Linked DNA regions of Homo sapiens: region 2 is linked to region 1. Evidence: chromatin loops called from intact Hi-C (ENCODE). Cell type or tissue: OCI-LY7. All regions are shown on one strand. Links, peaks and the distances in the headings refer to the core of each region. The heading gives the core; the rest is flanking DNA. Region 1 has its middle 95 kb from the start of MIR4475. Region 2 overlaps MELK (maternal embryonic leucine zipper kinase).

Region 1 (6,590 bases), core at 540-5,539:
GTATGTGCCTGTAACAACAGCTGAGTTTTGTCCAATCCCAGCGGCATACTTCAACCACTCATAGACCACTAAGTGTTTAAACTGTGTTCAAATAAGGCAAACGCCAAACTGTGAGCAATCAACTGTTTCTGTACCTCACTTTCGATTTCTGTACGTCACTTCCCTTTTGTTGTCTATAAATTTGTTCTGACCAGGAGGCATCCCTGGAGTCTCTCCAAATCTGCTGTGATTCTGGGAGCTGCACGATTCTCGAATCGTTCATTGCTCAATTAAATTCCTTTACATTTAATTCAGCTGAAGTTTTTCTTTTAACACTATGTAGCTTGGAAAGTCACTTTCCTTCCCAGAGCCTGTTTTCTCATCTGTAAAGTGGTCCTAATAACCTCTGTCTCAGAGGGTTCTTGAGAGGATTACATGGCATGGGGAAGCTCCTTGCACAAGATCTAACTCTGAGTATGCAATTTCTCTCCCTGGTCAGATGAACTTTTGACAAAGGGCTGCCTCCAGACATGGCTGCCAGGTTGGGCCTTGTTCTATTTCTCCATGGGAATGGCTCTGCCTTCCTGTGTCCTCAGCTCAGCAGGAGCTGCCCAGGAGGTTGGCCGGCAAACAATGCCACAGCCTCCTCCCTCCCCGCCTCCGCCCCTTACCCAAAAAAGGGTTCCAAATGCCTTCTATAGCTTCTTTCCTGGGCAGAGAGGGAGGGTGGGAGTAATGAGAATAAGAGAGGAGACTGACAGAGTTGGTCTCTGCCATGGGCTTCATCATGGATATATCACCTTCTACAGTGCACTGAATGATGGCCCCAGTATCAGGGTCTAATTCCCAGATTAGACTGTGCACTTACCTTATACAGCAAAATAGACTCTGCAGATGTGGATAAATTGAAAATGAGATAGATGATCCTCGATTATCTGGGGGCAGGGGATAAATACAGTCACAAGTGTCCTCATAAGACAGAGGTAGGGGGAGATGTAACACAGGCAGAGGAAATGGTAGTGTGGCCACAGAAGCAGAGATTGGAGAGATGTGGCCCCAAGCCAGGAACACAGGCAGTCGCCAGGTTCTGGAAGCCACGAGGAAAGGAATCTCCCTTAGAGCCTGTGGAGAGAGCATGGCTCCACCAGCACCTCCGTTTCCACCCGGTGAGACTGATTTGAGGCTTCTGGCCTCCAGAACTACAAGAGAATAAATTTCGGTTGTTTGAAGCCACCAGCTCTGTGGCCATTTGTTACAGCAGCCACAGGAAACTGATACACTCACCCTTCCTGAGTCCACATAAAAGCTCTGTGATCCCAAACTCATAAACCCCAAGGACTAAATAAACCTTCCTGTTAAATCATGAAGAAAGGGACTCACTCTGGGATTACCCACAGTTATTTGACATCATATGTCACCTTCTGAATGCCAGAGGGGCCAGTACAGGATCCAGCACAACCTTGGTGTTCTTGGAGAAGGGTCAGGAAATCCCAAAAGTACTTCACCAGCCCCAGAACCCTGTGCCTGGCACAGCTTAGCTGTGCTCATTTATATGCGGGGCAATATGTTTACTTTTGTTTGAGAAAAAAAAAGGGTCCAGATTCTTTAAAAAAGGACAAAAAAAGGTTTTGTCATGGTCCCAAAGAATGCAGTTTTCGGAAATGAAACAGCAGCAGAATGAATTGCAAAGGCTACTGGGCTAGTCTAATGTCTTCCTATATAGGCCAAGAAACCAATGCCCAGAGAGGGGAAGGAAGGGACTTACCCAAGGACACACAGCCAGTCAGCCAAGATGAAGCTGTAACTTGAAACTTCCAGCTCCTCCCACCCTGACACACACACACACACACACACACACTCACTCACTTGGATTCCGAGTACTCCTCAGTTTGCTAACTTTCATCCTCAAGAAGTTTGTTGCATTAGTTTCCAAGGGCTGCTGCAACAAATTACCACAAACTGGGTGGCTTAGAACAACATCAATGTATTGTCCCGTATCTCTGGAGGCCCAAAGTCCAAAATTAAGGTGTCAGCTAGCCATGGTCTCTCCAGGGGAGAAATCCTTCCTTGCCTCTTCTAATTGCTGGTGGTTCCTGGCAATCCCCGCCATTCTGGGACTTATGAGTGCCTTCACATGGCCTTCCCCTCTGCATGTCTCTCTGGGTCTCTGTCTCCTCGTCTTATAAGGACACCCATCATTGGATTAGGGCCCACTAGCATGACCTCATCTTTACTTGATTACATCTGCAAAGACCCTGTATTGCATTCACAGGTTCTGGGTGGACAAGTGTTAGGGAGGGATGCTATTCAACCCAGTATACATCTATTTATGCTCTTTATCTAGACAGATGAGGATCAGGGGTTTGAAAGCCCAGCAATAGCCTAATAATTAAACATCTGAAGGCTTTTCTCTGTGCCCCTCTCTGTCCTCTGTATGGTAGTAACCTATGGCCAGTTCTTTGGCCCTATCTAGCCTGTGCATTTTTTGCAGGCAAACACTGTGTCTCCAGCCCCCTAACATAGCCCAGACACAAAGGAGGAACTTGGAAGCATTTGCTGAACAAATGAATGAAATGAGACATTTGGAAGCACAGCCCAAAGAATGTAATTTCCAGAAGTGAAACAGCAGCTAAATGAATTGTAGCAATGTTGGCGCTCACTTCTCATACTCTTGTAGCCTCCTGCTTTCACAGTGGGCAACTGACTTGCTGGGAGTCCAGCAAATTTCCGGGGAATCTCCCTGTGGGAGTCAGGAACAAAGCTGGCATTTGGCAACTGGCCAGCAGGGGGCAGGATGGTCTCAGGGACAGAGCCCCAGAGGCTGGAGCTTGGCTCCACTTACCCAGCAAGCAAACCCTCCCAGAATCAGAGCGTTTCTGATTGCAAGGACTCTGCAACCTACTCTGACTCCTCTTTGTTCTTCTTTTATTTTCCCTTTTTTTTCTCATTAGGTCAGTACCAATGAGTCTTCTTTGAACAGATAAAGAAAGTGAGGCCCAGACAGGGGAAGGGACTCTCCCAAGCTCAGAGAGAGTTGGGATCCATAACTCCAGACCCCATTCCCTGGGCCAATTCTAGTACTGCCTGCAGGCTTCGGTCTCCCTGGGACCAACTCTAAACAAACAAAAAATAAAAGAGCTTATCAATGAAACTTGGGTCTTTTTAAAGGGGCTGCCCCCTGACTCAACTAAATATACACAATGTATATGCTCCGACCTGAGGATGCCACTTCCAGAAATGTAGCTTACATGCACACAAGGATGTTCATTGTGGCGGTGTTGATAGTAGAGAAAAACTGGAAGCAACATAAAAATTGGAAACAACCACTACAGGACTGCTTTAATAAATGATGACACAGCCAGGCCCAGTGGCTCATGCCTGCAATCTCAACACTTTGGGAGGCCAAGGCAGGTGGATCACTTGAGGTTAGGAGTTCAAGACTAGCCTGGCCAACCTGGTGAAACCTCATCTCTACTAAAAATACAAAAATTAGCCGGGCGTGGTGGCGGCGACCTGTAATCCCAGCTACTCAGGAGTCTAAGGCTGGAGAATCGCTTGAACCCAGGAGGCAGAGGTTGCAGTGAGCCAAGGTCACACCATTGCACTTCAGCCAGGGCAACAGAGTGAGACTCTGTCTCAATAAATAAATAAATAATGACATATCTGTTTTGTGGAATACTGTATAATCATTAAAAATAAATTTTTAGAAGAATATGTATAAAGAAAAAAATTATGCTAGAAAACTGAGGAAATAATACATATTGTACATTCCTAATATTTTAAAATTCCTTGTGCATATAAAATATAATTTGTGGTTCCAGAGGTACTCACTATTTAGTACTAATTTTCTATATATGTATTTTTTAAAATTAGACCTTACAATATTAAAATAAATATATTAATTTTAAATTAAATATATACATAGTTTTATATACACACACACGCACACACATGCACATGCACGCACACACGCACACACACACGCTTAGACCTTAGACCTGGGTAAGTGTGGTCCATGCCTTAGATCCCACAATTCAAAGTGTTCGGCATTTCATAAACACACATAGGCAAATAGTTATTATGAAGACAGTCACTTCTGTTACTTGCGACCTGGTGTTCAGTGCTGCATAGCGTAACCCTAAACATTAACTTGGGACTAACATCATCAAGACCCAGGAGATGTGTCTCCAGGTCTTGTCCTCTGTCTTTGAGACAAAAGGGACTGAATCCCAATGCCACAACACCACGTGGGCTGTGCTGTGGCTGACATCAGAGATGGACGACGCTTCAGAGTACAGGGAAAATTTGAGCAGTGGACGTGCTTAAGCATGTAAGAGAATAGACAAATTAATTTGTCAAACACTTCCTCTCAGGTAGCGTGGAATGCAACATTTTCTTACATAACAAAGTATAGTCTCCCAGCAGTGCCAAGTGTCCATTTCCTTGCTTTTCTTCATGTTCTAATTCATGGTTCCAGAGGAACCTAACAGCTGAAGACTATTCTGCAATAGCAAACGATTCATTGCACTCTTAAATTTCCCTGCGTGTAGGTCCAGACATAATATGTATGAAGTATATCAGTTCTTTACATTGACAACTATAGACCCTGGATCCTGGCCATTCAAATAGCATAGAGTTTTGCTATTTTTAATACCTAATGGAATGTAATCAAACGTTTTTAAAAAATTTTAATGTCTGCTTTACAGAAATAATTTTCATCTAAATTTTTAAGATTTACTCATTGTAATTTGAGTTTTGCCTTTTGGTCTTGACAGATAATTTTGAATGTTTCAGAAGAAAATCTTTCTTAGAAAAAATGATTTAAATATTAAATATTTAAACATATGGTATGTGGAACTCCAATTGTACCCTTGCCCTGGGCCCTTCAAATGTAAGATCTAGGCCTGTGTTTAGAACACAGATTCTAATAGAAAATACACCAGAATGTCAAAGGAAGTTGACTCTAGATTATTGGATTGCTGTGATTTTTATTTTATTCTTTTGGATTTTTGTCTATGTTTCTAGATTTTCTAGTATTTATCTAGTCATAAAAAAATGATAAATATATATTTTCAAGTGTCGCATCAGCCCCCAGCCTCCTCCCGACGTGAAATGACTTTCTACCCTCAACCAGGGTCCTGGGACAGGTATCTAATTCTGCCCTCATCCCCATGACCACTCCAGACTTTCAGCAGGAGGGACCCCAGGGGTAGCTCCTCCCTTGGCCCACACTGAGCACTTCCCCCCTTAGCTGGCACCACAAGGCTTCAAGGCTTCACATAATGAGGTACAGAAAGCGGGCCCTCGATGCTCTGTGGATCACGCTCTAAACAAACAGTATTCTCAGCCTTGGGTTTCCCACCCTCCTGCCCCACCCCCGCGAGCATTTAACTTAGTGCTGCTTTCAGGACTAGGTAGAAACTGGCCGCCCTCCCTGGAGTCTGTGCTGACCTCACATCGTCCACAACAGGGTAGAAATGCCCCACCAGCTGACCTTTCAGAAGCCTCCTCTGGAGGCTAATCGGGCACACTGGGTGGGGGAAGGTGCCGTCATGGTTCCACGGACTGGTTCTGAGGCCTAGCAAATGGAATTTTCCCACATAGGGAACCCACAATGAAGGGGAAAACTGCATGTGTCCCTTTGTGAAAAACTAGTAGGAACAAAGATGGAGAAGGCAGGACGTTCTCCCTGGCTCCCATTCAGGCCCAGCAGTGCTCTGCAAGGAGTGTAACCTGACACCTGGAGCTTCCCCTGCCTATCCCACCCCAAGCACCACTCCCACCCATCCCAGTCTGGCAGTGAGTGGCACTCACCAAGGGAGAGTTGCATTCCCTTGGCAGACCATATATCCAGAAGGAAGCCCTTCCTGCAATTGGGAGAGGGGGACTTGGCCACCATGGGGGACCCAACAGAGTCCCTGAAGGTTGAAGCCAGGAAGGCCTCAGAGCTAGAATCAATCCCCCTGTTCACACCAGAGACACAGAAAGCACAACTGACTGGCCCCAGGTCCCAGAGCAATCATGTGACCATGTAAACCAAGAATTTTCTCTTCTGGCACCCCATACAGCCTGGAACTCTCCCTCACATCTGACATTTTAAATTGAACATAGGATACCTGCCACAGTCTTCAAGGAGACATACTTAGACCTCAGGAGTTTTTGGAAAAGTGTCTCCACCCAGAAGCCTGCACTGAGCTGCAAATTGAGCAGTGGCAGAGGCTTTAATGGCCTTATTCACCACCATAGCCCAGAGGTTCCCAACGTGGTACCTGGTTCATCGATTCTAAGGTGGGTATTTTTTTTCACATGTTAGTATCTCTGAAATTGAGATATAACTTGCAATCCATCATAAGTCAAAGTGTAATGGGCAGCATTCTTTCCTTCATAGTAGGCCAATCATTGTTCAGTATACAATTAATTGATGGCATCTTACATTCAATGAAATATGAGAAAATAGGGTCATAGTGGCCAAAACATATTTGTCAAATAAATAAACATACCAAGCCCTATGCTAAGGTTCTACATGCATTATCCTTTTTACCCCTCCCCCAAATCCTCCTATGAAGGAAATATTATTCCCATTTTATATATCAGAAACTAAAACCAAGAGC
Region 2 (6,590 bases), core at 767-5,766, 91 kb after region 1:
TGGTTATTTTCACCAACAGTCATAATTCTATTTCCTCTGTGCTAAAAGAGCCTTTCAGAAATTTGCGTATTCCTATTATAAGCAACCTTTCCTCTGCAAGTCTTCCGTTTTCTAGTTCCGCCAACCTCCACTTTAATGATTAACTCCCCTTACTATTCTGGCCCTTTCTTTAGATCACACTCCAGGTTGATACTACACATCAAAGTGAAGTATTCAGAACCAAACATAACAAGAAAGAGAGGTCTGCCCAGCACAAGGCAGGGCAATATCATGAGCTTCCCTTGTTTTGAACATCACACTTGTAACAACAAGCTCAAGAGAAAGGCTGCCATCATGAAAAGAAACAGTAAAGACAAATTTTTCCCCTCAATTCATACGCTGAAACCTAATCACTAGTGTAATAGTATTAGGAGGTTGGGTCTTTGGGAGGTGAGTAGGTCACAAGTGGGCTCTGCCCTCATAAATGGGGTTATTACACTTATAAAAGAGGCCCCAGGCCAAAGTACAATGGCTCATGCCTGTAATCCCAGGGCTTTGGGAAGCTAAGGTGGGAGGATCACTTGAAGCCAGGAGTTGGAGACTGGCCTGGGCAATACAGCAAGACTCCATTACTACAAAAAAATATTCAAAAATTAGCCAGGTGCGATGGCTCACATGCGTAGTCCTAGCTACTCAGGAGGCTGAGGTGGGAGGATCACTTGAGCCCAAGAGTTCAAGGTTACAGTGAGGTATGATCAAGCCACTGCACTCCAGCCCAGGTAAAAGAATGAGACCCTATCTCTTTAAAAAAGAAAAAGAAACAGAAAAGAAAAGAAAGAAAAGAGGCTCCAGAGGCCTTTCCCCTTTCTCCCGTTCCACCACGTGAGGACACAGCAAGAAAGAGCCATTCTATGAACCAGAAAGTGGGCCCTCATCAAACACCAAATCTGCTGGTGCCTTGATCTTTTTTTTCTTTATTTTTACTCTCCAGAACTCTAGCTCTATGATGCCTTGATCTTGAACTTCCCAACCTCCAGAACTGCAAGAAATAAATTTCTGTTCTCTCTAAGCCACTCAATTTATGGTATTTTGTCACAGCAGCTCAAACAGACTGAGAGAGCCTTGCATTATTGACTGGTATAAGCACAACCTCATGGGTTACAAAGTAGAGACCACAAAGGTTTATACTAGTGGTACTGTTAAAGTCCAAAGTGCTAAGAATAAGTTTTCATTGTGCTGCTTTGACTATGACCGCTCCTAGAACTGTAGATTTCCCCTCAAGATGGTCTCAACCTCAGAAGCCTAGACACCTTAATACCTGGTATCCTCTTGTTGATGTCAACACTGCTCAAGCAAGAAAATAAATTTTTGAGGTTCCCTCCATCATCTTAAGTGTAAAAAAAAAATATTTTTTTAACTGTAAAAGAACCCCTCTCTCCCGCAGCCTCCTGCCTGTACCTTTACCACAAGGCATATGTGTGAGAAAGGCAGGAGATGGAAGAAGGAGGTTCTACTATCTCTGCTGGGCTCCTGAACTGGAAACAATGAAATGAGTGTGGTAGAAAAGATACCAAGGGTCTAAAAAACATGATTAATCTCAAGCTGTGTCTTCCAAAGAGGATCAATACTTAAAGCGCTCTGAATCCTCAGCCACACATACTCAAATTAAGTACAAAACTGCATACCAAAAGCTAGCCAATTATTTTGGATTATCTGTGCCTACTACATTTCCTGTTCGCCAGGGCAGAAAATGAAACTGACTATAATTTCTATTTGATGCAATACTTGGGTACCAGAACTATGTATGAAAATGGTAGGAGGCGATCATGCGTAGAGTTACAGAACAGACAGCATCTATACCTTAAATATTCAAGGAAATCTGAATTTTTTTTAATAGTTCACTCTTGATGAAACACAACACTGAAAGAGAAAAGCAAATCCTTTAAAAAGCAACAACAATTCATTATGCCTCTCCTGTATATAATTCATTTGATCCTGTAACAGCTCTGCAAGGCAGGCAAAAGAGATTAATGATACAACATGTAAAGTTACTCTATAAATGGCAAAACATGACCCAAACATACACAGATTGACATTAGAATACCCATATTAGAGGTGATAAAATGAAGACTCAGAAAAGTTACTGTGATCTGCCTAAGACTGGCATTTTTCATTCCTAGCCCCAGGTTTTCCTACCATAACACAATGCCACCTCTCCATCACTCTGCTCCAGTAGCTACTTCAACAGACACCAGATAAGCAATGCTCGCCACAAAGGCTGCAAATACACAGGACGTGGGCCCTGAGCTTGAATCAGCTAGCCTATCAGATCCATTCCATTCCAGAACCCTTCGGTGTGCGTTTAAATCCTGGTTCTACACTTACTCGTTGTTTGACCATGGGCAAGTTACTTAATGATTCTGTGTCTCAGTTGCCTCATCTGCAAAAAGGGGCAATAATAGTACCTTCTTCGGAGGATTGGCGTACAGATTAAATGGATTAAAGGAGTTAACACAACATAAAGCCCATAGGATAGTGCCTGACTCTTAAAGGTACTATCCTAACAGTTCTACCTATATTTTACCACAGTATAATATACAGAGAGCCCTTACTAAAATAGTACACTATTCTACTCTACGTGCTCAGTAAATAGTAGCAATTATTAAATTAAGATGTAAGGGAGGCTGGGCATGGTGGCTCACATCTGTAACACCAGAACTTTGGGAGGCTGAGGTCGGCCGATCACCTGAGGTCGGGAGTTAAAGACCAGCCTGACCAACATGGATAAACCCCGTCTCTACTAAAAATACAAAATTAGCTGGGCGTGGTGGCGCATGCCTGTAATCCCAGCTACTCGGAAGGCTAAGGCAGGAAAATCGCTTGAACCCAGGAGGAAGAGGCTGCGGTGAGCCGAGATCACACCACTGCACTCCAGCCTGGGCAACAAGAACGAAACTCCATTTCAAAAAAACAAACAAAAAAAAGATGTAAGGGAAACTGTATACTCTTTTGGAACACTCATAACTTTATATATTTTACTTTATACTGTGTCCCAAATAAAAAAAAACTCTTGGGGTTGTAGAAAGCAGAGACTTTCTTCATTTTGGCATCTAACACAAACAGTAATGTATTCTATCCTATTAGGATCATGGCTGAGAAGATGTGCAAAGCCCTCCGCACATGGAGAAATGATGACCCCCAATGGCTGAACACAGGCATTTGCACCACCCACTCTCTCCACCTCACAAGGGGCACATCACAGCTTCCCTGGTTCTGCTGCTACACTGCTCAGACACTTGCACATTCTGCTTTTCTTAGGATCTTGGTGTGGTTGCTGTTAGAATTATGTTATATTTGCTCAATAGATATTAAAGATGTCATGTAGGGCTGGGGGAATTTAGATAACAGAAGTTTTAGGAGTTGACAGTCATAGGAGAATCAGGAGTGATTTCAGCTCAGGCCACATGGCCCATTAATAGTGGGCAGAACAGTGAGAAAGGGCTTGGAGCAAGTATAGTCTATCTTTCCAAGACGAGCTGGCTACTGGGAAGGATATTTACATTGGTGTGATTATTCCAGAAAGCAAATACCCCACAGCTCTACCAATTCTATGCTGTGGCATATCTGAGACACACCTCTAAGCTGTTGTGTTGATTCATGCACATGTCCTAGTCCACTGCAAAAGTTTTGGTGACATATCAGAGAATATCCCCAATTATCTGGAAACACTATTAAAATACTTCTATTTTTTCTAATTACATATCTGTGTGAGGCTGTATTTTCTTCATTTGTTTCAATCAAAACGATGTTATCAAAACAGGCTGAATGCAGAAGCACATGAGTTGTCTTCTAATAAGACAGACTTCAAAGAAATTGGCAAAGATGTAAAGCAATGCCACTCTTCTCACTACATTTATATCTTAAATAGTTGCTTTTCATTTTTCCGTTCCCTTATCTATAAATAGGGAATAAGAATTGTACAACCTTGAAAGATACACCTTCCATAGTGGCTCTGGGCTTTGTCACATGGCTTGCTTTGGCCAGTGGAACATTAGTAAGTACAATGCAAGCAGAAGCTTGAAAAATGCTAGAGCACTAGGGCTTATCCTCTTTCTTCTTTTGAAATCTAGTTGCTGGCCGGGTGCAGTGGCTCATGCCTGTAATCCCAGCACTTTGGGAGGCCGAGGCAGGCGGATAACAAGGTCAGGAGATCGAGACCATCCTGGCTACCATGGTGAAACCCCGTCTCTACCAAAAACACAAAAAATTAGCCGGGTGGTGGCAGGCACCTGTAGTCCCAGCTACTCGGGAGGCCGAGGGAGGGGAATGGCATGAACCCGGGAGGCAGAGCTTGCAGTGAGCAGAGATCGTGCCACTGCTCCAGCCTGGGTGACAGAGTGAGACTCGGTAAGAAAGACAAGAAAGACAAGAAAGACAAGAAAGACAGAAAGAAAGAAAGACAGAAAGAAAGAAAGACAGACAGAAAGAAAGAAAGAAAGAAAGAAAGAAAGAAAGAAAGAAAGAAAGAAAGAAAGAAATCCAGTTGCTACATAAAAAAGTCCAGGTTAGCCTGATGGACACATGTGGCCCAGGAAACAGCCAGTCTTTCTAGTGAGGCTTGGACCATTCAGCCCAGTTACAAGATGACTGTAGCCACGACCCCAGGTAAGGCCTACATAAGAACAGCCCAGCTGAACCCAGCCCAAATATCTGGTCCACAGAACTGTAAATTATTACTGTTTTTTTTTAATTAATTTATTTTTTGAGGCGGAGTTTCGCTCATGTTGCCCAGGCTGGAGTGCAATGGCGCAATCTTGGCTCACTGCAACCTCCGCCTCCCAGGTTCAAGTGATTCTCCTGCCTCAGCCTCCCGAGTAGTTGGGATTACAGGCATGCACCACCACGCCCAGCTGATTTTGTATTTTTACTAGAAACGGGTTTCTCCATGTTGGTCAGGCTGGTCTCAAACTCCCAACCTCAGGTGATCCACCTGCCTCGGCCTCCCAAAGTGCTAGGATTACAGGCGTGAGCCACCGTGCCCAGCCAAATTATTGTTTTAAGCCACTAAATTTCAGGGTAGTTTTTAATGCAGCAATAACTAATACACAAAATATCCAAGTCCTATAGTAATATCCACATTTTTACCAAGTGGCCATTTGTTTGAAAAAAAGCATTTTTAAGGCCAGGCACAGTGGCTCACGCCTGTAATCCCAGCACTTTGAGAGGCCAGGGCAGGCAGGTCAGGAGTTCAAGACCAGCCTGGCCAACACAGTGAAACCCCGTCTCTACTAAAAATATAAAAATTAGCCAGGCATGGTGGCACATGCCTGTAGTCCCAGCTACTCGGGAGTCTGAGGCAAGAGAATCACTTGAACCCAGGAGGCGGAGGTTGTGGTGAGCTGAGACTGCGCCATTGCACTCCAGCCTGGGCATCAGAGCGAGACTCCATCTCAAAAAAAAAAAAAAAAGCATTTTTTAAAAACAATGTAGAAATAGTATTTTTTAAATTGTTTAAACTTAAATAACACTTGGTGTTGTTTATGTTTTTTTACATATACGCATATTAGACCAGTTCTCAAAGCACGGTCTGCAGATGCCTGAGAGTCTCCAAGGTCAAACTATTTTTATAATAATATTATTTTTCATTTTTCAAAGTGTTGACATTTGTATGGATGGTACAAATGCAGTGATAAAATTGCTGGCAGCTAGGTGCAGTGGCTCATGCCTGTAATCTCAGCATTTTGGGAGGCCAAGGCAGGCGGACCACCTGAGGTCAGGAGTTCAAGACCAGCCTGGCCAACATGGTGAAATCCCATCTCTACTAAAAATACAAAAATTAGCCAAACGTTGTAGCAGGCGGCTGTAATCCCAACTAATCGGGTGGCTGAGGCAGGAGAATTGCTTGAAACTGGGAGGCGGAGGTTGTAGTCAGCCAAGATCGTGCCATTGCACTCCCGTCTGGGCGATAATAGCGAGATTCCCACTCAAAAAAAAAAAAATTAAAATTAAATAAATAAATTGCTGGCACCTTAGTATGAATCAATGCAGTGGCACCAAACTGTACTAAAATATTGTATTCTTTGTCATATACCCATAGTTCGAAAAGAAGCCAGTTTCAATTAAGAATTTCCTTGATAAACCAGTAAAATATATTAATTTTATTACATTTCTGAGTACGTTTTTAATACTCTGTGTGACTAAATAGGAAGTAGCATAATGTACTTCTACAATACCAAAGTTTGATAGCTGTCTCGAGGAAAAGCACCTGTATGACTGAATTATGAGCTCAATTAGCCATTTTTTTCTTTTTCTTTTTCTTTTGAGATGGAGTCTCACTCTCCTCCCGGGTTCAAGCTATTCTCCTGCCTCAGCCTCCTGAGTAGCTGGGATTACAGGTGTGTGCCACCACGCCCAGCTAATTTTTGTATTTTTAGTAGAGACAGAGTTTCACCATATTGGTCAGGCTGGTCTCGAACTCCTGACCTCATAATCTACCCGCCTGGGATCCCAAAGTGCTGGGATTACAGATGTGAGCCACTGCACCCAGCCTCTTTTCTTTTTGAAACAGAGTCTCGCTCTGTCACCCAAGGCTGGAGTGCGGTGGCGCTCTT

The links. Hi-C counts contacts between places; a loop is a spot of excess contacts. Peaks named below come from ENCODE experiments on the same cell type or tissue, not always from the same donor. Only the 100,000 strongest peaks of a DNase experiment are listed, where the experiment ranks them.
Region 2: a loop joins it to region 1, with 6 times the contacts of the local background. A loop is called at or near these places in 30 of 110 quality-filtered maps.

What each region holds. Positions count from the first base shown.
Region 1 is chr9:36,725,275-36,731,864 of GRCh38, reverse strand. No RefSeq gene overlaps it. Among named protein-coding and RNA genes, the nearest start is that of MIR4475, 95 kb to the left of the region's middle. RefSeq lists an enhancer at 5,430-5,931. In OCI-LY7, for the core only: a CTCF peak has its summit at 2,741 (motif pointing right); a DNase peak (open chromatin) is centred at 2,784; H3K27ac peaks cover 399 bases.
Region 2 is chr9:36,634,656-36,641,245 of GRCh38, reverse strand. The region is part of intron 10 of MELK (maternal embryonic leucine zipper kinase); the gene reads right to left. Among named protein-coding and RNA genes, the nearest start is that of MELK, 65 kb to the right of the region's middle. In OCI-LY7, for the core only: a CTCF peak has its summit at 3,155; DNase peaks (open chromatin) are centred at 1,775 and 3,185; H3K4me3 peaks cover 321 bases; H3K27ac peaks cover 1,255 bases.